Regions from separate parts of the Homo sapiens genome. Here region 1 is linked to region 2. Evidence: chromatin loops called from intact Hi-C (ENCODE). Cell type or tissue: PC-3. All regions are shown on one strand. Region 1 has its middle 18 kb from the start of ADRB2. Region 2 has its middle 85 kb from the start of ADRB2.

What was found. Hi-C counts contacts between places; a loop is a spot of excess contacts. Peaks named below come from ENCODE experiments on the same cell type or tissue, not always from the same donor. Only the 100,000 strongest peaks of a DNase experiment are listed, where the experiment ranks them.
Region 1: a loop joins it to region 2, with 4 times the contacts of the local background. A loop is called at or near these places in 24 of 110 quality-filtered maps.

What each region holds. Positions count from the first base shown.
Region 1 is chr5:148,806,329-148,811,328 of GRCh38, reverse strand. No RefSeq gene overlaps it. Among named protein-coding and RNA genes, the nearest start is that of ADRB2, 18 kb to the left of the region's middle. RefSeq lists enhancers at 1,737-1,786, 1,837-1,886 and a silencer at 2,177-2,256. In PC-3, no CTCF peak of the experiment used is centred here; DNase peaks (open chromatin) are centred at 2,288 and 4,538; H3K4me3 peaks cover 1,489 bases; H3K27ac peaks cover 777 bases.
Region 2 is chr5:148,738,682-148,743,681 of GRCh38, reverse strand. No RefSeq gene overlaps it. Among named protein-coding and RNA genes, the nearest start is that of ADRB2, 85 kb to the left of the region's middle. In PC-3, CTCF peaks have their summits at 2,020 and 2,238 (motif pointing left); a DNase peak (open chromatin) is centred at 2,221; H3K4me3 peaks cover 248 bases.

The DNA.
Region 1 (5,000 bases), 68 kb before region 2:
TAAAAAGTAAAAAATAAAAATAACATTAATATAGGTAAAAGTTTATAGAATAAGGATATAAGGAGAGAAAAAAATTATCTTCCTCTGTATTTGTGTTTCAAGCTGTGTTACTACAAAAGAATAAAAAAGTTAAGAGAAATTGTTTTTAAAGTAAAATAGTTACAATAATCTAAGCTTATTGTTGAAGAGAGAAAAATTATTTTATTTATAAATTCAGCATAGCATAAGCAAACAGTATTTATACTGTCTATACTAGTGTACAGTAATGTCCTGGGTCTTTACATTCACTAACCACTTCCTCATCGTCTCACCCAGAGCAACTTCCACTCCTGCAATTGCCATTGACGGAAAGTGCCCTAAAATGTGTACCATTTGTTATATTTTATACCATATTTTTACTGTACCTTTTCTATGTTTAGCTACACAAATTCTTACCATTGTGTTGCAGTTGCCTACAGTATTCAGGACAGTAACAAGCTGTACAGGTTTATAGCCTAGGAGCAATAGGCTATAGCATACAGCCTAGGTGTGCAGTAGGCTCTGTCATCTAGGTTTGTATAAGTACACTCTATGATGTTGGCAAAATGATGAAATCGACTAATGATGCATTTCCCAGAATGTATCCCAGTCACTAATTGGCACATGACTATATATGATATTCTGGAAGGGGCAAAACTATGGATACAGTAAAAACAGGATGTTTTTACTGTATCCATACTGAGGACTTTTCTCATGGCCCCATCCTGTTTTTACTGTATGGACCTGGGCCTGGGGAGAGGGAGGGATGAGTACATGGATCACAGAAGAGCAGTGAAACTATTTTTAGGGCAGTGAAACTATTCTGTAGGATACCATAATGTTAGATGTAAGATATGTCACTCTACATTTGTCAAAACCCTTGGCATGTACATCAAGAATGAACCTTAACATAAACTGTGGAGTTTGGATGATTATGATTTGACTGTATAGGTTCGTCGATTGTAACAAATATACCTCTTTGGTGTGGGATGTTGCTAGTAGGGAAGGCTGTGTGTGTGTGGGTGTGTGTGTGTGAGGGCAGTGAGTGTAAGGAAAATCTCTGTATTTTCTACTCAGTTTTACTGTGAACCTCTGCTTTAAAAAATAAAGTCTAATATTATTATTATTTGAGACAGGGTCTCACTCTGTCACCAGGCTGGAGTGCAGTGGTGAGATCTTGACTCACTGCAACCTTTGCCTCCCGGCTAAAGTGATCCTTCCACCTCAGCCTCCTGAGTAGCTGGGACCACTGCATCCAGCTAATTTTGTATTTTTTGTAGAGATGGGGTTTCACCATATTGCTCAGGCTGGAAGTCTATTATTTTTTTAGAAAGGTGGCTCTGTGCCAGCTGATCTGAAGCAATATTTAAAATACATCAAGAAGTAAAAAAGTGAATTGTACAAGTGTGAGTAGCATGTCTCCATTTGTGTAAACAAACAGTTGTATGTGGCATCTATCCAACATAAATGCTCACCATAGGAATATGTGTATATAAATTCAATAAATTAGTCTAATGTACAATGACATTTTATGCTGTAGTTCAAAGAATGAACTAGATATATATGCTGGTACATAAAGATCTCCCAGATATGAAGTAAGAAAGGTTGAAACAAAACTACGTAAAATATCGCCTTTTAGTATAAGTAACACGTGTTTATATTCACAAACATATTTTGGAAAGTAGAAGCAATTAACAACGTATATATAACATAGGGGACTAGGGACTGGGGCATGGGACCTGTGGAGCGGCCCCGACAGTATACTTTTACTTTCATTTTGGTACTCACCTGTTTTGTTTGAGTTTTTACTATGACTACTATTAAAAAGTGCAATTCAGTAAAAACAAAACCGAAAATCAAAACTAATGCTCCACAGATTTCTTGAATATAGTGTCATGGCCACAAGAGTCCTTTCCTTCATCTCCTCTTTTTTTGGGTGGAGAAATTGAGAAGCAAAAGTTAACAAACTCAATAATAAATCTGTGACTATAGCGACCAAGAGTGGGGGTGGGGCAACGATGTGCCGCAGATAACAGCAAAGAAGTAAAAGTAGAAATTGTTAGAATTTTTAGTAACTTGGAGGGGAAAAGAGGAAGGATGTGAGAAGAAACCAGGAAATGAAAATAAAGATGGCAAAAACTTGAACAAATGAGGAAGGTGCTAGAGAAAAGCCTGAGCTTGCTCAAGCAGTTTCTGGGGCTTATTTTTTGTCCTGAGTGTATGTGACTGCATGTCTCTGTGTATGTCTGCTGATGTGGCCGTTTTTGACAGCCTGGTGGATTAACAGGGCTATAAATCATTCTGTCTCAGAGTTGGAGTGCCCTGAGGGATTACTTTGCTCAGCAGAGCGCCACTTTGGCAGAGGGACCTCAAAGGCAGACAGACACCAAGGAGGGTGGGAGGTCTTGGTCCCCACCCCGGCTGGTGCTGCTCCACTTCTGGCTGCTTTCTGTATCCTGCTTCTGCGTAAATTTGTATTTGTGCAAATCTTCCATTGCTGAAAAATATCCACTGACATACCAACCCTTTCTTAATACAAACAGGGAAACAGGTCCTTAGTGAGGAAAGAATTTGAGAAATATCACAGAGGTAGTAGGAGAAACAGGTCTAGAATATATGGTTTCTGACTCTCAATCTCTGTTACTGATTTATTTTACCTTTTAGCTGAGCCAGAAAAGAAAAGGAAAAGGCCTGAAGGGAAGTTTAAATTTCAGTGGCTTAAGTGGAAAAGGGGATATTCCTAGGGAAAAACAATATTAGACTTGCAAAAACCAATAAGGAGAAAAATTATCAGTAACTATAATAGAATAGACAAAAGAGGAAAATTGCACTCAAATATTTTCGCGGGTGAATTGAACCGTAAAACTAATATTTAAAGATTCAAATGTCAGGGATTTAAATAAATTTTGCCAATGCAACCAAAAAGTGTAACAATTTGATTACCTCTTCTGGGTCAGTCACTTTGCAAGGTGCTGTTGATACAATGGTGAGTAATTCAGACACAATTGCTGTCCTCAACGGTCTGCAGTTGTGTGTATAGTTTGTTGGTTTGAACAAAACAAGAACATGCAATTGCTTATATGAATGATCCTTCAATTCACTCTTGAGCTGCCAATTATTTGCAAAGCTCAGCAAATACTGATATGCACTGACTCATAAAAAGATGTTGGTCTCAGCCTCTGTGAAGTTCAGAGTCAAGATTAAAATCAGCCACTCAGGGGAGCCTGTTGAGGAGGAGAGACCTAAAGTACTTCTTACTGGTTACTGGAAAATGGAGGAGAGACTGGGTAAACAGAGCAGCCACGGGAGCAAAGCAGAGTGTTGCTAAGAGGGAAGGGAAAGAGGAAGAACAGAGGCTACTGCCCCTTGGAGGGCTCTGACATGCTGATATGCTTCACTCGGCTGACATGCTGAGTGAAGCAGCAGGTCAGTGACCAACAAGCCCTGAGGATGCAGCACAGACCCTCAAAACCCCAGAATCCTAAAGCTGGGACTGCCATGCAAGACCCAGGAGTCCAATTCTCCCTGCACAGATGAGAAGCCTGAGGCCCACAGGTGGGAAGTGGCTTATAATTGTCACATGCAAATTGGAGGCAGTGCAGGGATCAGAACCCAGGACTCACAGCTGAGGACTTTTCTCATGGCCCCATCCTATCCTGTGAAAGGAACATGACAGTAACTAAAGACAGGATGTTTTGAAGTCAGATAGACCTGGATTTGCATCCCAATTCTGCCACTTGCTGCTGACTGTATGATCTTGGGAAAGTGTGTCTATTAACCTTGGTCCCTTCATCTGTAGAATGGGGATTGTATAAAGGCTTGTCTCCAAGATAACCATCCTGGATTCCTTGTATCCTTCATGCACATGCCATTGCCCCATCAAGAAGTGGAGTTTATTCTTCCACCTCCTCGAATGTGGTCTGACCTGTGACTGCTACGTCCAGTGAATTCAGTGAAAGTGAGGCTGCCAGTTATGGAGCTAGGCTTTTAGGGGACTGGCAACTTCTGCCTGTCTCACCAGAACTGCTTGCTCTGGGGAAAGTCCTCCACTATGTAAGAAGTATACTATTCAGAGACCTCCATGCTATGAAGAAGCCCAAAGTAGCCATGCGATGGAGCAGCTGCATGGAGACAGATCCCCCACCCAGCCTACTCCAGCCACCAGCTCTTTTAAGATTGTTTGTTACACAGCAGTAGGTAACGGGAGCACTTACCACCTGAGACTATTGTGTGGATTCACGAGACAACTATTTAGACAGGGCCTGGCACATGGTGAAACTGAATAAATGCTACCTTTTTATTTTCATGAATTTAAAATAAAGAAACTCCCAGCACCTCCACCGTAAGTCTCTTAGAATAACTGAATAACTGTCTGCAGCACCCCTAATGGATGCATTTGCAGACCACACAGAACAAGCCCCATCGCTCCTCTGTCCCACAGCTCATGGGCCTCTGGAGACAGCCCTGCATGTCCCTCACAGCGTGCTGCAGCCATGCTGACCTTCTCAGCCCTTCCTGTGAGTCAGGTATTTGCACATGCTGTTCCCAATGTCTAAAAGTCTTTCCTTCCCTTCTGTTTATCTCTTACTTTCTTGCTCATCTCTTAGCTCTCAGTCTTATCATCGTTTCCTCTGGAAGTCTACATCCCCACCCTCTGGGACATGCTCTCAAAACACTGGGCCCTTCTTCCCAGCAGTTATCTCAGCCTTGCACCTTCGCCTTTATTTGTGAGATCATTCCATTAATATATTTTCCAAACACTCCCTCAGGGCAGAAACAACATAGACTTTACTTGCTGTTGCTTATCATTATATCCCCCAAATCTAGCACCAGCTGGAACTCCTGAATGTGTTGATGCTCAATAAGTAATCTTTGCAAGCAAGCTCCATTTTCCTTGTGTCTTTTCTTCCTTAGACTAAGCATCTGCAGTCCCTTCAAGGTGTAGGACTTCATATCAAATTTGTTCCCTTCTCTTCCATTGA
Region 2 (5,000 bases):
AGAATGGTATTTTCTATGTTTTCTTCAAGAGTTTTTATAGTTTTAGGTTTTATATGTAAGTATTTAATCTGTCTTGAGTTAATTTTTATATGGTGCAAGGAAGGGGTCCAGTTTTAATCTTCTGCACATGGCTAGCTAATTATCCCAGCACCATTTATTGAATAGCGAGTCCTTTCTCCATTGGTTGTTTTTGTCAACTTTATCAAAGATCAGATAACTGTAGGTTTGTGGATTTACTTCTGGGCTGTCTATTCTGTTCCATTAGTCTATGTGTCTGTATTTGTATCAGTGTCATGCTGTTTTGTTTACTGGAGCCTTGTAGTATACTATAAAGTCAGGTAATGTGATACCTCCAACTTTGTTCTTTTGCCTTAGGAGTGTTTGGCTATTTGGGCTATTCTTTGTTTCCATATAAATTTTAGAATAATTTTTTCTAGTTGTGCTAAGAATGTCATTGGTAATTTGATAGGAATAGCATTGAATCTGTACATTGCTTTGGGTAGTATGGCCATATTAGCAATATTGAGTCTTCCTATCCATGAGCATGTAATGCTTTTCCATTTGTTTATGTCATCTCTGATTTCTTTCAGCAGCGTTTTGTAATTCTTGTTGCAGAAGTCTTTCCACCTCCCTGGTTAGCTGTATTCTTAGGTATTTTATCTTTTTGTAGCTATTGTGAATTCAATTGCATTCTTTTTTTTTTCTTTTTTTTTGAGATGGAGTCTCGCTCTCTCACCCAGGCTGGAGTGCAGCGGTGCAATCTCGGCTCGCTGCAAGCTCCACCTCCTGGGTTCACACCATTCTCCTGCCTCAGCCTCCCGAGTAGCTGGGACTACAGGCGCCCGCCACCACGCCTAGCTAATTTTTTGTATTTTTTAGTAGAGACAGGGTTTCACCATGTTAGCCAGGATGGTCTCAATTTCTTAACCTCGAGATCCACCCGCCTCAGCCTCCCAAAGTGCTGGGATTACAGGCCTGAGCCACCGCGCCCAGCCTCAATTGCGTTCTTGATTTGGCACTCAGCTTGGGAATTATTGGTGTATAAAAATGTGACTAATTTTTGTACATAGATTTTTTATCTTGAAAATTTGCTGAAGTTGGTTATCAGAGCTAGGAGCTTTTGGGGCGAGACTATGGGGTTTTCTAAGGATAAAATAATATTGTCTGCAAACAGAGATCATTTGACTTTCTGTCTTCCTATTTGGAACCCTTTTATTTCCTTCTCTTGCCTGATTATGCTGGCTGAGACTTCTAGTGTTATATTGAATAGGAGTGGTGAGAGAGGGTATCCTTGTCTTGTTCTGGTTCTCAAGGGAAATGCTCCCAGCTTTTGCCCATTCAGTGTGATGTTGGCTGTGGGTTTGTAATAGATGGCTCTTATTATTTTGAGGTATGTTCCTCCAATGCTTAGTTTGTTGAGGGTTTTTAACATGAAAGGATGCTGAATTTTATCAAAAGCCCTTTCTGCATCTATTGAGATTATATATGGTTTTTGTTTTTAGTTCTGTTTATGTGATGAATCACATTTATTAATTTGTATATGTTGAACCAACCTTGCATCCCAGGGATAAAGCCTACTTGATCATGGTGGATTAGCTTTTTGATATGCTGCTGAATTTGGTTTGCTAGTATTTTGTTGAGGATTTTTGCATAGATATCCATCAAGAATATTGGCTTGAAGTTTCCTTTTTTGTTGTTGTTGTTGAGTCTTTGCCAGGTTTTGGAATCAGGATGATGCTGACATCATAGAATGAGTTAGAGAGGAGTCCTTCTCCTCCATTTTTTGCAAAGTTTCGATAGGAATAATACTGGCTCTTCTTTATATGTCTGGTAGAATTCGGCTGTGAATCTGTCTGGTCCTGGGTTTTTACTTGTTGGTAGGATTTTTATTACTGATTCAATTTAGGAACTCGTAATTTGTTCAGAGTTTGAACTTTTTCCTGGCTCAGTCTTGGGAGGTTGTATAATTCTAGTAATCCTCTATTTCTAACATGGTCCTTCTCATATCAAGGAAAGCCAGCTACTTTTAATGACTTTATTTTTATCCGGAGCTGACTGGAGTTGGAAGTGAGGAGGAATAGCGAAGACGATGTGAAAACAGCTGTTAGCATTTGTGGGATGTCCGAGCTATGTACTCATGGCTTGTAGATGTATCCATAAAACTATCCTAGTATTTTATTTCTCTATGCTTACATCTGCAGAAAAAAAACAAACTTCACCATCTAGTGGTACAAACCTTGAACTGCAGACATACATCCACCATTTCCTTATTCTTTATCCCATTTAACAGCTATTTATTGACTGAGCACCCACTTACTATGTGCCAATAACTGACCCAGACAAACCTCTGTTCTTCTTTAGTCCCTCATGTATTGATCACTTTCTGCAGGTGGATCATGTTGTTTGGAGCTTTGGCGCTTGCAGTTTGGTGTTGACAGTTTTCGGTAAACAGAGCCATGGGAGGTCAGGTTTTTTGGTGCGAAGGTCAAACCCTGGCATCTCTGGGACTCATACAACTTGCTGTTTTGGACTGATTAGTAACTATTAAAAATGTAAACAAGCTGGGGAGATTTAGAACCCAGAGGATTTCACACATGCAGACGTACACACCCCACAAGGACTTGAGTCCTCTCTGGGACAGTCACGAGATTTGGCTGCTGCTGCTGGTATTCTTGCATTTCAACAATTGGCTGGAGCTGAGAAGCAGCTGCCCCTTTAGACGCAGCTACTCTGTCAGACCCACATTGGCTGTTCTGTCCACTCACTTATTTCAGTTTGATCTCTTTTCCGAGATATCCAGGCATTTGGTGGATTTTGATTCTCCATGTTTATTCCTAAGGAAACTTATCTCCAAATCTCTCCAATCTTTCTTCCAACAAAGCCCAGTTTCCAGAAGAAGTAATTATAACTGCACAATTATCAAGGGCATAATATATTTCTTGATAACCCTGACATAAATTAAGGGCCATTTATTTGTCTGGGTTTCTGTTCCTGTTAAAAATAATCTCTTTGCTCAATGTCCCACACTTGGTTATTTTCCTTCCTCTTTGCTTGGTGAAACAGAAGGCTCTTTTAGAGATTTTGACTGTTTCTCATTATTATTTATCCAACAGATACTTAATGAGCACTTCCTAAGTGCCCGGACCTCTGCTTCATGTGAGAGATGTATCTGAGAAGGGGACGGACATGCACCTAACGGTGCCAGCGATGTGGCCATTATGAAAGATCGTGATGTTGTAGGAACATACAGAAGGAACACTGTGCCTAATATGGGGATGGGAATAGGATCGAGGGGATGTTCCTAGAAAAATTAATGTTGAAGCTTAGACCTTGAGATAAGTAGTGATTTGCCAAGGAGGGAGAACCTTGCACAAATGCCCAGACCAGATTCGAGAGAGTCATGGGGCATGGAGAGGAACTGAATAGTGTCCTTGAGCTCTGCCGAGGAGCACAGACTTTATCTGGAGGGTAACAAGGAGCAAAGAGAGCTTATGAGCAAGGGAGTGAATATTTAGGTCTGTGTTTTTAGAACATCACTCCATCTCTTAAAACTTATTTTAGGAGACTTGGCTGAGAGCTAGGGCTCTCATTCCTTTAGACACTTTCTAGTTCAGTTTTATAAGGGACAAGTTTATTCTGAAGGACTCCAGGAGAGGCACCATCAACATCCTCACAGTGCTGCTGTGCTGGCTGTTGCTTCGCCCCTGGGGCCTCTCTTGTTTTGCCCTTTAGATTCTTGTTGTTTTTGCCCCACTTTCCTTGTAGATATCTCTTGTTTTCTCTGTAGTTCCCTCATCGCTTTCCACGTAATTAAGGCATCTTCCTGGAGCTACTGAGGGTTTGTGGTTGCCTGGAGAACCACAGCAACAATGTCATGAGCTCCCCCACCCATCCCAGGGAGCCCTGGGATCAAAAAGTCAGCTTCAAAGCCTAGTTGGAAGTAGTCAATGCAAAGCCAAAAGTCAACAAACATTTCTCCAGAGTCTTGGCACCAGAAGGCCTTTCTCTTGTTCCTTTTACTCAATTCCCAGCTGGTTAGCAGCCTGAACTTCTGCCTACCATCCCCTTCCATGGCAGCTCCCAACTGTGCTGTAAGATTATTGAGGGAGGCTAGGAATAGAGACTTAATACTGAGAAGACACTTAAGCACTTGATCCAATCCAATTCCCTATTTTATCAAGAATACCGTCCTGCTTCCTGACTTCCTGACTTTTGAAATGAGCTAGTATGGGTGCCTGACACTGCTGGTTCTGGTTTGAGCACATACAGTCACTGACTACGTGGACTCAGGAAACTATTTCACTTCTTTGGGCCCTGGTTTCCTTTTCTGTAAAGTGAGAATAATAATCCCTGCACTGCCTACTTCACAGGGTTATTTTGAGGAGGAGAAAATGACTCTATAGTTGCATTCAATCATTTACGAAAACATATATTGATTACTCAGCCATGTGCCAGCTAAAGGGGGATGAAAGCTCCTGTTAAACTGTAACGTGTTACACAAATATCACATTCTCAGATGTAGAAAACTCATTATCGACTGGGTCAGACTGGGTGTGTTTGTCCTGCTTCCCTCACCTGTCTTGCCTCCAGTTAGGTTCTTGGGTATTGCCCGCATGTAAACATTCAAGGCAAAGCTTTAGCAAGAAACCTAATACATAGAAAGTATTGACTAGCATTAGAAAGAGCTATGGTGACAAGGCCTCTGTGTATTTGAAAGCTTCATTAAGTCCCGCTGCAGACGGCCATATGTGATAGGATGGTATATCACACTTTTCCTATTATTCCAGTATTGACAAGTAGAACCCCAAACAATGGACAAAGAGGATCTAGTGCCACATTCTAAAGATTGCCAGCAATAGCTGGAGCCAGAACACTGTTCCCCCCACAAATCCCCAGGGCTTCTTAAAAGTCAAAACTGGCCCTGCTACCATGAGCCTTTCCGCTTTCTCCTCCCTCCTTCTTTCTAGGCTATGTAAGCAGACGTCTAGGAAAGGAGGAAA